Regions from separate parts of the Homo sapiens genome. Here region 2 is linked to region 1. A link is a contact called in ENCODE Hi-C or POLR2A ChIA-PET data. All regions are on one chromosome and are shown on one strand. Each heading gives the region's core, a stretch centred on a gene start or an enhancer-like site at or near the end of the contact. The rest is flanking DNA. Distances are from core to core; before and after follow the strand shown.

Region 1 (2,819 bases), core at 132-2,631:
ACTTATTCAATGATCAAAAGCTGTGCAATTAAAATTGTTATATAGCAACAATTTTTGTATCATCTTAAGTTAGCAATTCTATTTATTTACTTTCTTAATATGTCTAGTTCTATTTAATTTAAATCCTTCTTTCTACATTTCTTACAGGTTATTGGGTACTTGGCTGTCAGAGACTTGAAGGACAAGGAGGTTAAGTGACTTGCTCAAGTCATCTAGCAAATTCAGAGGCTGTGCCAGGGTTAGAGCTTTATTTGGCTAAGGTTCCCCTCTGCTGTTCAATTCACTGATCTATGTTCCTTTCCAGCCCACAGTGCTTTACTTCAATATTTTGAAATCATAAACTTAAATGAACCACCTAAATGCCTTTGAACTTACTCTGGCAAGGTGACTGACTACTTAATTACTAGGCTAAGGGTGTAATTAATTATTACATCAATTTCACACAACTGGGTGCCCCGTGGTTTTATTGTCTTTTTCCATGCTGCCATTAACAAAATTAACCCTTGGGAATAGTTACTATTTTAGGCAACTATACAAATTATGCTCTTGGTAGTTTTACAGAAAAAGGTGCCTATCAATTCAGTTATATTTGGCATTCTCTGTGCAATTAGCGGCTTGTTTCTCTGTGACTTTATTTTTACTTCACTAGACTGATGTAGCAGTTAATGTTGGGGAGAGGAATTTTCATAATTTTGGCTTTTAAAATCAAACTTATCACAGATTCTAAAGTTGAGTGATTTAATATTTTATTCAAATATAAGACATGGCAATTACTAAATTTCTATTCACGAATGTTTACTGTAAACCTCTTTTATCCAGAAGTCACCTGTTGAATAACATCAACTTTTCACCCTTTAATTACTAGAGGCTTTCAGGATTAAAAAAAATAAATAAATTATTCAAACCATCTTTGAACTTTGCTATATAATGCAGAGTAGTTTCATAGTACAAAATGATAGTTAACTGGGGAAGAAGTAATATCAGTCTTAGCCCTGTTAAATTGCTATAGCCTAATAATAAATAATTAACAAATCTTTAAGATCAGAAAGATCTAGCATTGGGATCATTTAGAATAAGTACAAATAGGTTTATGTTTTTTTTAGTTTGCAAGGATATCACGGGTTACAGTAAAATATGGTCATGTTATTCCTAAAATTACCTTTGACCGGAAATGGAAATAAAATATTTACTATTAAATTAAAGGAGGTATAAAGTATTTATAAAGATTTTCATTAAAAAATGACTTAAATAAATGTTTTAGAGTCTAAAGAAACTATGATTACACAGAACATTTGCTTATGTGAAAGAATTCACTCTAGCCACATTAAAGTAATTGGGTAACTATTCTGCCACCCCCAGCTGACTTGCAGAAGCTAGAAATAGCACAGCATTGTGAATACCATTGAGTATTTCAAGTATTAAGATGTTCCATGAATCACATAGGTGTGGTACCATTTCCAGTTAAGAGTTGATGACATGGAAGAAAAAGATTTTAAGAAACTGGTCAAAGACTCACATCCTCTGCTCAGATTTAAGATTATAAAGTCTCTTGGCATTCAAGTTTACACATTTGCATGATCAGAGATGTTCTAAGCATTCTCTAAGGGTATCTCTTCTCTCCACTGTGTAACCAAGGTGATGGCCACAGTTATTTTCTTGAAAGAAAAAAATTCAGACGTGGAAAAGAGACAATGAGACCAATTAGTCATAAAGTTTTAAAATATTTGGAAAGTCCTTTTTGGCCTTTTTTTTTTTTTTTTTTTTTTTTTTTGGTCATGAAAGCAATCCAGCTGCCCCTGGGTGCTGTAATGATTTCAACTAACTCTGCTAATCAATTTTATATTAGTCAAAACGGAGCATATATCTTTCAGGTCAAGAGTTTATTTATTTATTTATTTGTTTATTTTTTGAGAAGAAGTTTTGCTCTTGTCCCCCAGGCTGGAGTGCAAAGGTGTGATCTCGGCTCACTGCAACCTCCACCTCCCGGGTTCAAGCGATTCTCCTGTCTCAGCCTCCAGAGTAGCTGGGATTACAGGTGCCTGCCACCACACCCAGCTAATTTTTGTATTTTTAGTAGAGACAGGGTTTCACCATGTTGGCCATGCTGGTCTTGAACTCCTGACCTCAGGTGATCTGCCCGCCTCGACCTCCCAAAGTGCTGGGATTACAGGCGTGAGCCACCGTGCCTGGCGGAGAGTTAATTTCAAAGTGTTAATATTCTGTCCTCCCTTCAGTATTAATAGCTAGAAATATAAAAAGTGAGAATGGTTAAAATCCTTTACAGTCATGATAGTAGGTTTTAATTTCTTTCAGTGATTTCAGTTGCTGTTGTTTAGCTTACAATTAATTTAGCTTCTTTTCAATAACTGATTTCATCCCTTTATGAAAAGTATACTATTTGAACTTAGTAAATAATAGAATTTAGTTTATTCCTGGGTAAATTCATTTATAGCCACATTTTCCTGAGTAAATAAACTGGTAAATTTGTGAATGCTTTCTTGGATCAAGAAGGCAGAAAGAGCTGAAGAGCATGTCCTCTCTACCAAATAAGCATCATATCCCTTTGCTGGTTTTGAATAACTAACAAACAAACAAACAAACAAAATTCCATAGTATCAACTGAACTGTTATGTCCTTGAATTTATTTTTTGAGAAAGAACTAGGCTGACTATATTAAGAGTACTCAAAATGTTATTATGCATCCATAATTATTGAACTCCAAGTGATCTTTTTAAAGGTATCTTCCCCCCATCTTCTTGCTAGTGTAGGCTCTCAGTCATATTTCAGTGTTTCTCACACCAATGTTGCCTCAATGAGGT
Region 2 (2,806 bases), core at 163-2,662, 350 kb after region 1:
AACCCAGTGCTTAGTATTTGGCATCCCATTACATTAAGATGCCTTGAATATTTGCTTAGAAATGTGATATTTCATACTGGCAGGTTTGGACATGCAGGGGTTTGTCTGGTGTTGTTTGGGATTTTTCTAGGTTTTGAGTCACTCCACATGTTTTTGCCACACAATTAATTACTTGTACCATTTCAAATTAAAGGAGACTTTATAAAGAGATACCTATGTGCAGACTCAAGAGCGGACTGAAATACCTGGGAGTCAGAAGCCTAAAGTTTGTGTGTATATTTTTTTCCCTGCAGGTTCCCAATAACTGTGTGTCACCTTCAACAAGATCTCTAGCCTCTTTGGGTTTTTCAGCGTTTTCTCCACTGTAACAAGAATAATGGCTCTCGCCACTTCTCTGCCTCTAAGGGTGTTGTCAGAATTAATGAGACATCAGGGTGAAAAGCTTTCTACATTTTTTTCCCCTCAGAGAATGCTGGAAAAAAAAATAGAAGTAATATCTGTATTTTGTGAAGAACTTTTCTTTCTGCATGTCTTCATAACATTTAGAAAAGAGTTTACAGATTTTTTTTTTTTTGAGCAATGGCAATTACCATAGGTGTTACATATAATAAGGGAACTTTATCTGTCAAGAGAAACAAAGGAGAAACTAAAAACTTGAGTCAGAGAAAGTATGCTCCTGGCTTACTCTTTAATGGAATGAGTAGGAGGGCTGAGAAAATCACAAGTAAAATATTACTGTACAGAGAGCATCTGAAAGTAGGAGGAGAAACTACTTAATTAAAGTTGCCACCCTCAAAGTAGAAAAAGAAAAGTGATACTGACTGCTGACAAGTTGCTGAAATGCCTTAGATATACTGGAGAGAGAAGATGAAAGTTGGAGGTCAAAATCTTTGTGCTTTAGGGTTAAACTGCTCAGATCAATGATAATAATATCACTGATCATTATGTTCCATTGGAAGTTAAACTCTAACGAGTTAAAAATGTTCTCAACCATTTAATTAATTATTCAATGAATTGTTTGTTAACATAGGCAACAAGTACTATATCAATTCTCTCACTTCAGTGGAATGCAATACTCTGGATTCTGATGGGTGTTAATGCTGTCAAACATGCACATCTTAATAAGATTTATTCTTGGCCATCTGTAGATAATGACTTTCTAAATAAAGCTGTTCTTGGAGACAGAAAATATTCAACTCTGATATTTATAGTACTGTCCATATTTATAATCAAGTTGCTTTTTTGTTTAGAATCCTTTGTTTTAGGATGTTAAGCATTTTGGAAAATATTGTGGGGGCACATATAATTATTATTTCTTTAGGGTAAAGTACAGCTAAGCAAGGATAGGCCAAATGTCAAAGAGTGGTCCAGAAGTCAGACTGAGAGTTCAATTTCCTCACCCACTGACCGCACTCACTGAATGCCTCTGAAAAACCATGACTAATCACTTCTTCTTTTCAAGTATCTTATGAGGATATCTTTCTTAAAAGTATTTTATTCAGTTTCAAAAGATTTTTTATTACCTAATGCCTTTTCTCTAACTCAAAACAAATAGTACTTTTCAGTAATCGTTGCCCTTTTCACATCAATCCTTCTCCACATTGGTTGAACAATACTCTTTGGGAAAAAATAAACTGGATAGTACAACATATAGTAAGTTGAATATATAATATCTTCTTCTAATAGGTCTTCACATTTTTGCATCAAACTTGTTGTCTTAAATTCAACATCTTCTTTTGAGTAATAATACTTATGAATAACTTATGGAAAACATTGTTAAAGGTGAAAGTATCATAGAAACAAGAACTCCAGGGCATTTAAATATATCGCGAATGAGGCTTTATAAAGACTATGAATGCTAATTTGTATATCAAATATAAACAGGGTTACTAGTGAAAACAAGGTCCAAATAGGGTAATTCAAAATAGCATATTCATATCTTTTTAAACATCCCTCAGAAAACTATATTTGAAGCAATCAGGATAATCTACATATTTCTTACAAAAATACATTTGTTTTACAAAGAGCAAGATGAGCAATTAAAGTAAAACTATTAAGGATGTTGTAAGTGTCTGGGGCTAAGATTTCAGAATTAGAGTTTGGGATTAAGAAGCAATTTCTTGCATACTAAAGTTGTAAAGGTGTCAATATGAATGTGTGGCTTCCTTGAATAGTGCTCATGTATGCAGAGATCGGTGTTGATAATGCAACTATTATCATTTTTGTGATTTGGTTTGGAAAGGACAGGAAAGGATAATTGTATAAGAGAAGCAATGGTACAAATCAAATGAAAATTCAGATGATCAGCCAGGTCCAAGATGCATGGAGAATGAAGACAGAAACTTGTGAAAGTTTTTGTTTGTTTGTTTGTTTATTTTTAAAAGAGGGATTGATATCTGAGGAAGACCAAGTTACTGGAAGTCTTCAACTTGGAAGTCAAAGAATAAATAGGAAATATGTTTATAGAGAATGTTAGCTAAAATTTTCAGACATTTTAGTTTGCAGGGCATGACAAGATGGAGGGTAAAGCTGTAAGAGTGGGTAGTTGTGAAAGAAATGCAAAGGGAAATTATTGCATTAGTGATCTATTGCTGTGTTACAAATCACAAATTCAGTGGCTTAAGACGATATTAATTATCTCACAGTTTCTGTGAGTCATGAGTCCAGTTACTGCCTAGCTGGATTCTCTTCTTAGGGTCTTACAGTGCTGCAATTAATGTGTTGGCTGGAGTGTGTTCTCATTTGAGATTTGACTGTTGAGGAATCTATTTCCAAGCTCACTCGGATTACTGGAAGAATTTCCTTG

What was found. A loop is a pair of places that touch in the nucleus more often than their neighbours do. ChIA-PET counts read pairs that join two places held with the same protein, here RNA polymerase II (POLR2A). Pooled maps may share reads with other maps.
Region 2: a loop to region 1 is called in a pooled map, with 10 times the contacts of the local background. The contact joins two enhancer-like sites. A Hi-C loop is called at or near these places in 5 of 50 pooled maps. POLR2A ChIA-PET finds 5 or more read pairs at or near these places in 2 of 52 experiments (H1 and OCI-LY7).

What each region holds. Positions count from the first base shown.
Region 1 is chr4:113,472,755-113,475,573 of GRCh38, forward strand. All of the region lies in intron 16 of CAMK2D (calcium/calmodulin dependent protein kinase II delta), which reads right to left. Among named protein-coding and RNA genes, the nearest start is that of CAMK2D, 290 kb to the right of the region's middle. Within about 2 kb of position 1,382, at least 2 of the 41 ENCODE cell types and tissues checked have a DNase peak (open chromatin) inside an H3K27ac peak, as active enhancers do.
Region 2 is chr4:113,822,004-113,824,809 of GRCh38, forward strand. No RefSeq gene overlaps it. Among named protein-coding and RNA genes, the nearest start is that of CAMK2D, 62 kb to the left of the region's middle. Within about 2 kb of position 1,413, at least 2 of the 41 ENCODE cell types and tissues checked have a DNase peak (open chromatin) inside an H3K27ac peak, as active enhancers do.